Linked DNA regions of Homo sapiens: region 1 is linked to region 2. A link is a contact called in ENCODE Hi-C or POLR2A ChIA-PET data. All regions are on one chromosome and are shown on one strand. The core of a region is the stretch at or near the end of the contact, and the rest is flanking DNA. Distances in the headings are between cores, read along the strand shown.

What was found. Hi-C counts contacts between places; a loop is a spot of excess contacts on that map. ChIA-PET counts read pairs that join two places held with the same protein, here RNA polymerase II (POLR2A). Pooled maps may share reads with other maps.
Region 1: a map with no recorded cell type shows a loop between it and region 2 (4-fold over the local background). The contact joins two enhancer-like sites. A Hi-C loop is called at or near these places in 1 of 37 single-sample maps with no recorded cell type and 3 of 50 pooled maps. POLR2A ChIA-PET finds 5 or more read pairs at or near these places in 2 of 52 experiments (OCI-LY7 and naive thymus-derived CD4-positive, alpha-beta T cell).

Annotation. Positions count from the first base shown.
Region 1 is chr12:26,867,957-26,873,642 of GRCh38, reverse strand. No RefSeq gene overlaps it. Among named protein-coding and RNA genes, the nearest start is that of ITPR2, 38 kb to the right of the region's middle. Within about 2 kb of position 2,687, at least 13 of the 41 ENCODE cell types and tissues checked have a DNase peak (open chromatin) inside an H3K27ac peak, as active enhancers do.
Region 2 is chr12:26,297,435-26,302,717 of GRCh38, reverse strand. It overlaps LOC105369705 (a long non-coding RNA gene), which reads right to left. Exons shown (of 6, transcript XR_007063249.1): 3 at 4,293-4,453; 4 at 1,525-1,595. Among named protein-coding and RNA genes, the nearest start is that of ITPR2-AS2, 19 kb to the left of the region's middle. Within about 2 kb of position 3,522, at least 11 of the 41 ENCODE cell types and tissues checked have a DNase peak (open chromatin) inside an H3K27ac peak, as active enhancers do.

The DNA of each region.
Region 1 (5,686 bases), core at 1,438-3,937, 570 kb before region 2:
TGCTCCTGACTTCTAACCCCTTCCTTCCCCCACAGCTGGGAAATCTCTGTGTAATCTTGCATGAGATTTCTTTCTCTCGCTTAACAAATAGGCTTCTAAATCTTACGTACGCCTGTATCTTTCCCATTCCCCATGGGGACTTGAGTTTTGGAGACTCAAAAGTCAAAAGAATCTCATTTGTTTCTCTACTTTCTGTTAACTTACACTGCCTGGGGGTAGTGGAACTCAGAATAGTCTATCTGAGAGACTTGAAAGATGGTAAGAACGAGATCAGAGAAAATATTACAGGAAAACAGTGACTAATGCTTCAAAAGTATGTCCTACCCCATAATTATTGATTAATTCCCTAAGAGAAGTGGCTGGGATGGCATTTGGAACAAAGACGAAACCTTTTGATATGTGCTAAATGGCATATAGAAGCTGTAATATAACACATGGGAGATCTTAAGAAAAAATATTATTTGTAACAAATAGAAATTATTTAGGATATGCGCTAGATTATATGGAGGTCCCTCTCTCTCTACTGTGACTTGGCTGTAGAACCTGAGGCTCCTTGCTTCTCCTTCTAAGTACCGGCTTTCTCATTTGTTAAGTGGTGATAATAACCCTGACTTCACAAGATTTTTGTGAGAATTAAATTCAATTAAATCATCAAGGAGATGCATGATAGCCATTTAGCAAATGCTTGTTTGTCCTTTTGCTCTTTCATCCATTCACATGTTTATCTTTTCTCATCAGATATGCACACCCTACTTCTCCATAGCAAGACCACAGCCACTGTTAATGAACCTTGTGTAATATGTATAATAGGTGGTTGGGTGGGTGTGGCTCCATCCTACCCACTTATCTCATCCGTTACAAATGTACACCCTAAGTAAAATCCATAAAGGTAAGCCTTGGGTTCACTATTCCTATAGAGCTGATGAAACAAATGCTTATGACTAAGACCTCCCCATGGCCCTTAGTGGTTCCTAATGAATGAGTTTTGAGTAGAAACATTATCTTTAATGACAGCCTTTAAGCATGCACAGCACCTGCCTCCGCATCTCTTTAAGTGAACATTATCAGTGATGTTTTCTAGGCTTCACATACAGCATTGGAGGAGATAAAATCTTAGATCTAGAGTGGAATTCATAACTGCTATTTTTCTTTTTAAAATTGAGGTACAATTTTCACACAATAAAGTGCACAGGTCTTAAGTGTTCAATTTAGTGAGTTTTGACAATTCCACACAGCCATGTAACTGCTATCCAAAACAAAAATTTAACATTTTCATTACCCCAGACATTTCCTTATGCTCCTTTCCAGTCAACTGTCCCCCCAGCATGGCAGCATTTTTCAGTATGACAGCTCCCACATATTCTTAGGGGTGCTTTCTATTTTATTTAACATTGAAACTCTCACAACTGCCTTCTGTTGGAAGTAGGCTAATAATGAGAGCCAACACTTGCTAAGAAGAGATTTCATGCATCATCGCACTTAATATTCATAACTATCCTGTGAGGTAGGAACTATTATTTCTTCATTTTACAGATAAGGAAACTGAAGCTTAATGAGATAAAGTTGCTCACGGGTCAATGAGCTCTTCAGTAGCAGAGCTGGGATTTGAACTCAGATTGGTCTGATTCCAGACCTTGACTTTGTAACCAATATGCTACTGTGCTAAGGAGCAGAGGTGCCTCACGGTTTAGATAATGAGTGCGATTTTTCCCAGGTCTGGATTTTGTAAGAAAGGAAAAAAAGTATAAGTTGTTTATATATATATGTGTATATATATACACATATATATATACATATTCACAGTATAATCCCATTTCATTTAATATACTTATGAGACTTGTTCCCCTTTCATTAAATTGTGCCAGCAAGATTTTTACTAGTTGACTGTTAAGAACTGGTAATAGTAATAATGATCATCATAATGATGACTTTTATGAGAGCAACCATTTTTTAATACTTAACTATGTGTCAGGTGCTGTGTGAAACACTGCACCTAAATTTCCTTATTTAGTTCTCGTAATCACTATAATGGTAGTGTCTGTTACTAACATTTTTTTTTTTTTTTTTGAGACACAGTCTTGCTCTGTCACCCAGGCTGGAGTGCAGTGGCACAATCATGGCTCACTGCAACCTTGACCTCCTGGGCTCAAGTGATTCTCCCACCTTAGCCTCCCGAGTAGCTGGAACCCACCATGCCCAGCTAATTTTTTAGTTTTGTAGAGATGGGGTCTCGCCATGTTGCCCAGGCTGATCTTGCACTCCGGGGCTCAAGCATTCCTCCCACCTCAGCCTCCCAAACTGCTGGGATTACAGGTGTGAGTCACTACGCCCAGCCCATTTTTACAGGCTAAAAATGTGAGGCTTAGAGAGTCTGAGTGACTTGCGAAAGCTGCACAGCTAGAAAGTAGTGGAGCCGATTTTGAATCTTGGCAGTCTACCCAGAGAGCCTTTACTTTCAACCACTACATCCTCTTGATCCTCTGCATATGCCCTCGGTCCTGTTGATAAAGAATGGTCTTGGTTCCTGCCTGAAACAGCTTTCATCAGAATTAAATATGTGTGTGTGAATTCTGCCAGCTGGCTCTTTTTTAGATAAGATCATTTTAGTTCCAAACACTTAGGTCCACCTGGGCTTTAGAACGTGGGAAATAGCCAGGCTGGCCCTGGGCCAAGTTGTGAAGTAAAGGAAGTGTGTCTGGGACATTTTATCCTCCTCTGCACGTTGCCATACCCTCTAAAGATCCTATCAACCAAAGACTGCTCACCTTTCAATTCCTGGAGCCCAAGTCTTGCCAGAGGAACTGAGTCCTTCAGCTGTGGGCTTGTTGAGAGCCCTGCTTTTGCCCCTCCCTTGCCCCAGCCTGGGGTGGCTTTTCCCATTTATATCGAAGCCAGTTTCACTCTAGCTTTCCTGTCCAAGCCTGTGCTGATACCCTTAGGTAGGGAGGCTGGTAGAGGCTCTCCGGACATCCGAGGCTCTCTAGAAATAGGGCCTTTATCTATTTTTGGCAATCTCAGAGGTGTGTCTTCCAGTACTGATAGGAAAGGCAGGCAGGGCAACCTTACTGATAACAACAGCTCATCTGCAGATAGCATTGAATCTGTGTGCTGTGCTGTTCTGAGTGCTTTATAATACATATTAGTTTATTTAATCCTCAGTACAGCTCCAGGCAGTGTGTTTGTCAAGGCAAGAGACAGGGGTCACACAGGTGGAATTCTGAAGAGAATTTAAGGAAGGGACTATTTACAGATGAGTAGGTAGATTTAAGTGAATCCATGAGGGATGGGGAGGCATCCAGGAAACCAGCAGCAGTGGGCAGCTGTTCCCAGCCCTGGGCAGAAGGGGCAAGCCAAGGACCTCGTGTAACCGGAGCCTGATGAGGAGCTGCTGTAGGAAGGGCAGCTCTGCGGAGCTGTCTGTGTCTAGAGGGATGTGGCCAGAGCCCCAGTGGTGTGTGGGCAGGTGAGGAGTGAGGGAAACGCTGACTGCTCTCTCTTTCCTGTTTCCTTCCCGTTTCCCATTGGCTGAAACAACCAAAAGCCTGAGGTCAAGGGGTCAGTCCAGGTGATACAGGCTTGATGTGTCAGTCCCCAGAGGGCTCAGTACAGGGCCTAAAGGCACACCGAGAATAATCAGCCCATGAAGGAAGTGAGGCACAGAGAGGCTGAGCCATGGGCCCACATTCAAGGAGCTGGGAAGTGGCAGAACCAGGATCTGAACTGAGGCTGATAAATCTGCTCTTAACCACTCCACCACACTGGCTCTAGCATTTTCTTTCACACTTACGTAGTGTCTTACAGTTTTCAGAGAGATACTGGTGCCAAAAGACCTGAGAAACTACTTTGGAAGGTGCCCCAGTCGTATTATTCCCATCGAATTGATTCTAGTCTGACTCTAGGATCAGACTTTTGGTGTCACTATTAGGTAGAACTACTGGGATGAATGTAGTCCAATCTATGTAAGTTGTAAATTAAAAATAATATCATAAGTCCCCCACCGAGTGGAACTGTTTTGGCCAAGGGGACCCCAGAAAAACCTTAAAAACTGAGTTGCCAGGCCAGGCTCAGTGGCTCACATCTATAATCCCAGCACTTTAGGAGGCTGTGGCAGGCGAATTGCTTGAGCTCAGGAGTTCGACACCAGCCTAGGCAACAAAGTGAGACCCCGTCTCTACAAAAAACACAAAAATTAGTTGGGCGTGTTAGCACATGCCTATGGTCCTAGCTACTCGAGAGGCTGAGGTGGGAGGATAGCCTGAGCCTGGGAGACAGAGGTTGTAGTGAGCTGAAATCATGCCACTCACTCCACTGGGCAACAGAGCCAGACCCCCTCTCAACAAACAAACAAACAAACCAACAAAGTTGCCAGCCATGATGGGACAGGCGGTCAGACACGCCTTGTTATGTCCCCTCTTTTTTGGAGGTTAAACAAAACAACTGACCAGCATTAATGTTAAAATAGAGATCGTAAGACTGACAGAACAGACTGTGGCAAGAAGATATTAAATTATAAACAAGACCTTAGGCCATGCCAGGCAAAGGTGAAGTCAGACACCACTACATTTAAAGAACAGACTATGTTCTAACTGCCACAGAGCTTTTTTCTTTTTCTCTAGCAGCTATACAAGCACTAGCCTCCAGATAAGCATTATTAAAACTATCAGTAGCTCCACCAGATGCTGACTAACTAACCCCTGGTCACTGTTCCACCAGCCATCACTGCAGCTCTGACTGGACAAGAGATTGATTTCAGTCAGTGATCTCCTGATAAGAAGACCACTGACCATGAACTTGGTCCTGGTTGGTTTACAGGGACCGTGCACTTGAATGCCTTCATGTCCTGAAATAACCTTTTGACATATAGAACCTGATTATATACATTTAAATGTTAAGTCTCCACCCAAAGTAAACATGAGTTGAATGTTATATGTGTGTTTGTTCAATAGGCATGCCTCAGGACCAACTTCATGAATATTCATAGCTCCTCGTGTGACCTGTTGAATATGTGTGTTTAGTCAATGGTTCAGCATAAAGCTTCTACTCCAACCCCTCCTTCTTTGAAGCGCCTGTCTCTGGTCTTGGCCTAAGGCACATTTCCCAGCCTGTGGGATGGCCAGCCACCTTGCAGGCTGTAATTCTTTCTTTTCTTTTCTTTTCTTTTTTAAATTATACTTTAAGTTCTGGGGTACATGTGTGGAACGTGCAGGTTTGTTACATAGGTATACATGTGCCATGGTGGTTTGCTGTACCCATCAACCCGTCATCTACATTAGGTATTTCTCCTAATGCTATCCCTCCCCTAGTCCCCTACACCCCAACAGGCCCCAGTGTGTGATGTTCCCCTCCCTGTGTCCATGTGTTCTCATTGTTCAGCTCCCACTTATGAGTGAGAACATACAGTGTTTGGTTTTCTGTTCTTGTGTTTGTTTGCTGAGAATGATGGTTTCCAGCTTCATTCATGTCCCTGCAAAGGACATGAACTCATCCTTTTTTATGGCTGCATAGTATTACATGGTGTATATGTGCCACATTTTCTTTATCCAGTCTATCATTGATGAGCATTTGGGTTGGTTCCAAGTCTTTGCTATTGTGAACAGTGCTGCAATGAACATATGTGTGCATGTGTCTTTATAGTAGAATGATTTGTAATCCTGTGGGTATATACCCAGTAATGGAATTGCTGGGT
Region 2 (5,283 bases), core at 2,273-4,772:
CCACAGGACTTCTAATAAGTAGCACATCAGCTCCTTCAATATCTACCTAGTGGGATCAAAGTAGAGGTTGTAGTGGAGCCATTGTGGGAACATAGTGGGGGTGGGGAATAAAAACACAGGCTTGTATCATCTGAAAAGACTAAGCCCAAAGAAGGAATGGAGGAAAAAAGAGAGTGTGAACATGAAGGAAGGTTCACTAAAGATACAGACAAAAAGAGCATTTTTAAGACAAGAGAATGAAATCTTACTGTTGGCAATACCCGTTCCTCATAGACAGGCTCTATCAATTTGCCCACTTTAGGGTAGCATTTGGTTGACTAGCCCCTCGTCTATGCAATACTTTCTTGTTGCTGGTATAAATCACTACTCTGGGTATATTATCTTTTGTTAGTTTCCATCCCCACTGTAGAACCTGAGGGGACAGATAGAGAACAGCAGCATAGGTAATGGTGTAGAGTTGAGATTAACCATGGCTTTGGTTGAGAGATCAGGTTTATCAATGTGGAAGACTCATGGGGAGAAACAATGGAAGACTCATTCATTAAGCTGATACTTGCAAAGCCCTCACTCTGTGGTAATACTACATGGAAAGACAGATAATAGAGAGAAAAAACTGAAGACACTGAAAAGTCAAAAAGAAGATAGAAGTGAATACATTTCCCTCTGGATCTAGGTAGTAAAGATGAAAGTATACATGTTAAGGAGGCCAGGTGCGGTGGCTCATGCCTGTAATCCCAGCACTTTGGGAGGCCGAGGTGGGTGGATCACGAGGTCAGGAGATCAAGACCATCCTGGCTAACAAGGTGAAACCCCGTCTCTACTAAAAATACAAAAAATTAGCCAGGCATGGTGGCGGGCACCTGTAGTCCCAGCTACTCGGGAGGCTGAGGCAGGAGAATGGCATGAGCCCAGGAGGTGGAGCTTGCAGTGAGCCAAGATTACACCACCACACTCCAACCTGTGTGAGAGAGCGAGACTCCATCTCAAAAAAAAAAAAAAATTGTATACATATTAAGGAATAAGTAATCTCAGGCAAACACTGGAGAGTCATTCATGAAAACTTGTACTGAGAATTCACTACCTGTCAAGCAGCTTTCTATGAGCTACAGAGGGGCTGTGCGATGAAGGAGAGGGGAGTGGGAGACAACAAGGAGTAAAATATAAAACCGACAGTCAAAGGGTTAAAAGCCTATGGGAGAATCAGATAAATAAATAAGAAAGTACCCTAAAACTTAAAGTATAATAATAATAATAAATAAATAAATTAAAGAAAAAAAAGTGAGTAAGGCTGACTTAGCTCCTGAGAGCTGGGAATTCAGAGACACTAAAGTCCTGGTATTCTAAAAAATAAAGTGATCCCTCTTGCTTCCAAAAAAAAAAAAAAAGAAAATAAAAAAGAAAAGTATAATGTTCCAAATGCCGTAGTAAAAATATATAAATCCACCCAGAATTCCCCTTCCCATTTCCCCCCAATCAGGGTCCTGATGTTGGCATGAGACCTGCTTTGGCTGAAAGTTTAACCACCTTTGAAGTTCAGTCCTCAGATTATCAGGCTGGGCTCTGTCTCTTCTTGCAGCTTCAGGAGATGAGGACTTCTGCATGAAAACAACAAAACCACTGGCTCTTCCACTTAGCATTCAATTATCTGTTACTCAGATATTTGTTGTGTTTCTGCAGGGCATCAATGGCCTTAGCAATCAGTATTGAGGAATATCATTATCCTTTTAGCTATAATTTCCTTTGTATGCCTCAGAAACCTGATACATCATACCCTCTAGAGCATTCTTTGCTATCAGTACACCTTCCCAGTTCACCACCAGTAAAAGTTTAACCATCAGATCAACACACTGGGCCAGGGGCTATCTGTGATCCACCTTCCACCAGCAATGGTATCCAGTACCCTCACTGCCAGCTGGAAATGAAACTCTAACTTACTGTGTATTTCCTAGGACTACTCTTAGATTGGGTTCTCTAGAAGGAGACACTAAGACACATTTTGGGGTCAAGCCACATATTATGGATGAACACGCATAAAGGAAGAACAAAGAAACAGGATTAAACAGAGAAAGCTGAAGATGACAGGTAGCTCAAGGGCTAAGATTCCAAGTCAACAATCCTGCAGTGGCTGAAACAACCAGGCCTTTAGACCCACTTTTCTCTGGCATGGATGTAGACCACTCCTGCAAGGATGCAAGGCAAGGCAACTGAGGCAGACCCTGAAGAAGATGACAGCTGGACAATATCAGCTGATCACACTGTCCACAATTGGGTGGCAGGTCATTCCTTGAAGGGGGATCTGGACAACGTACCATAGGCCTGAGCTAAGACAGAACGCAATCAGGAGATGATAGTTGATAGACAGACAGATTGACAAATGGATATAGAGATGTGTGTATGCATATATATATACACACACATATGTATACTTGCAGACCAGAGAGAAGAGGAAGGAGGAGGGGGAGAAGGAGAAAAGAAATTATGGAATAACATTAATATTACTTATAAATCTAGAAGATTAATTTGCAAAGATCAAGGATTATGTGGCTGGATATTTGAAGAAAACAAAGTATTTGGACATACTGGCCAGGAGAAATGTTTTAAGCCTTCTGACAGAATTTTAAAATCTCCCTAATGTTGCAGATCAGTTGGACTTTATAGTGTAAATTTACAGAAGGCCAGTCCCATAAGATTTTGGTCTTTATCTCACAGCCTCATATTGTCAAAGGCAGGTCCAGAGAACATAGTGGGTGCACACCATGGTTTGGGGGTGGCATGATAGATGTGGCTAAGTGCCAAATGGATAAATGTGTCTAGGATGATGGGGACATTGTTGTAATTGCTGACCACGGACTTTAAGTTGAATGGGGCATTGAATGGAGTCAGAAGGGCTCCTATGTCCTGGTGTGACAGAAAGAAATGATAAGTGATTTAATCTAGCAGAAGGGTAGAAGAGGATTTTTAGTTCTTATGAGTGAGTGGAAGAGAGAACAGATGGGGAGGTTTCAAGAGAAAGATGAAAGGACAAATTTGAGATCTTGATTGGGACATCTCCCATGAAAAGACCCAGGATAAAGCTATGCAGGTGGAAAGTTGGTATAGATCCGAGATGAAAGCTGTTAAAATTACATAAGGCAAGAGAATGTGAGGAATGTCACCATCATTGTCATCAAGATGCTTTTAGTAAAGCCTGGAATAATCAGATTTGAATTTCAGGTTCTGCACAGAGCAAGGTAGTAGATGCTATATCTGGCCACTAGGAATTTACAATCTGCCCCCTCTGGGAGGAGATGAAAACCAGTCTCCCCATTCCTGGAAAAAAGACCTCACTTGTTTTTTGCAAACTGAGAGGAACCAGGAAAACATTTTGGTTACAAGTATTAGCCTAAAATGCTAAAATATGTTGAAACCTACTTTGGCGGACTGAGGGACAGAACACATTTTTAAAAACAGACGTCGAATGGCTTCTTCCTCTTTCACTTTCTGCCACAGTGTCTGCTAGGCAAGGAAAATGACTCATTAATAAATTTAGCCCTGGAGGCCTGACTCAGACTCATTCAGAAACCTCTTAACAACCACCTCACCCAATCTTACTCTACTTTAGCTAATGATATTCTCCAGCTTAGGCTGTCAGAATTATGCCTTACACATGGGTAATGGGTTTTATAGCTTGTACTAGAAGTACGCTAATAGTATGAATTCACATTTTAGTGATGTTAAAGCTGAATGAAGTGAATCACCTTAGGCTAAACATCGAAGAGAAGATGAGATCATACTTCTTATCCCCAAAATAGCAAGTGTCCACAGCAAAGCACTTAGCTCTAGAGCAGACACTCCAGTTGATAGGTTAAGGTCTGAACCCAGTGACCTCACAGAAATAACTACTACCAAATTTGAAGAAGTGGTAGCAGCTCTTTTAATGAGCAATTGAAGGGTAGAAATCATTTCTTATGAAATTTTGTATTTTCTGTTCCTAGCACAGAACTTGGTAATAGATATTCAAAGCAGATGTTTGTTAAATGATTGAATAAATGAAGTATCTTAAATAACAATTTTTTGGTGATCACTGTCATCCCAGAGAGGAAATAAGAAAATGCACACTTTCTAGTTAAGGCAAACTGTGCAGTTCTCAACAGTGAACTGTGCTCAGATCTAAGTATCAAGGATAAAGAAATCTATTGCATTGCAGCTCTTCAGTATCCTTGATCTTATTCTTTTGATTAGTGTTGATGCTAATATCCATGTAGTTTCTGGAGCAGAGGTAGGGGAGGAGCTCAACAGGATTTCAAACAGACCTCCAGCTTCCTGGCTTGGGCTCCCCAAAGCTTCAACTTTTTATATTTATCATCGAAATCTCAGAAGTTTCTATGGCATCCTCTGTGGTGTTAGTCCAGGTAGAGAATCATTGTGTATCATTGAGAAGTCAAATCCAACCAATTCATATTTACTGGCACATCTATAAGAAAGTAATTGAAGAGTTACAAGGTATAGGCTTTGCCTCACGTGTTTTAATCTACCTGGGAGGAACAGATATGAAAAATATGAAAAGATGACAATAAAAGCTGTTAATAGCAATTCAAGCTAATAAATACTTGTCACAGGGCAACATATGACATTCATCTCCCCTTTTCTTGATTCCTACCAGACCCCAACTTTATTAAAGTATCCACTCCTCCTAGGTGATGTGGGGGAGGTTCAGGTGTAGGTCCTAATTAGTATAAGACTTAGCATGTTCATTCTGATTGAGCCAACATTGGTGACATGCCCACTGCTGGACCAGTAACGGTTGCAATGCTACTGCCAGCAATGGGCATGCGACTGATGTTGGCTCAATCAGACTGAAAGGAGAGACTGAGTCACTGCCTGGGGAGAGAGTTCCTGCTCTCTGCCACTAGGTATAAACAAAGAAGTATGTTGCCCTAGCTGCTTTTGACAGCCATCTTATGCCCATGAAGAAAGCAGACATAGGATGGCAGTGTGGAGAAAACATGGAGCATGTCCTAACTCAAATCAACCTCGGAGCATGTCCTAACTCAGAGCTCTTGCTGTGCGAGATAATAAATTTCCCTTCTTGCTTAAGGTGGTTTGGTGGGGGATTTGTTTCCAGTAGGATCTTGAGGAGACAATGACCAATTGCCAAATGCGTGGGCAGATAATAATTACTGTGAGAGTCCAGAATGAGAAGAGTTCACATCAGGCTAGAGTGGTCAGGACAGCATTCAGAGAAACAGACGCGTTAAGAATGAATAGGGTTTGTACAGAGGAAGCGGCAGGAGAAAAGCATTC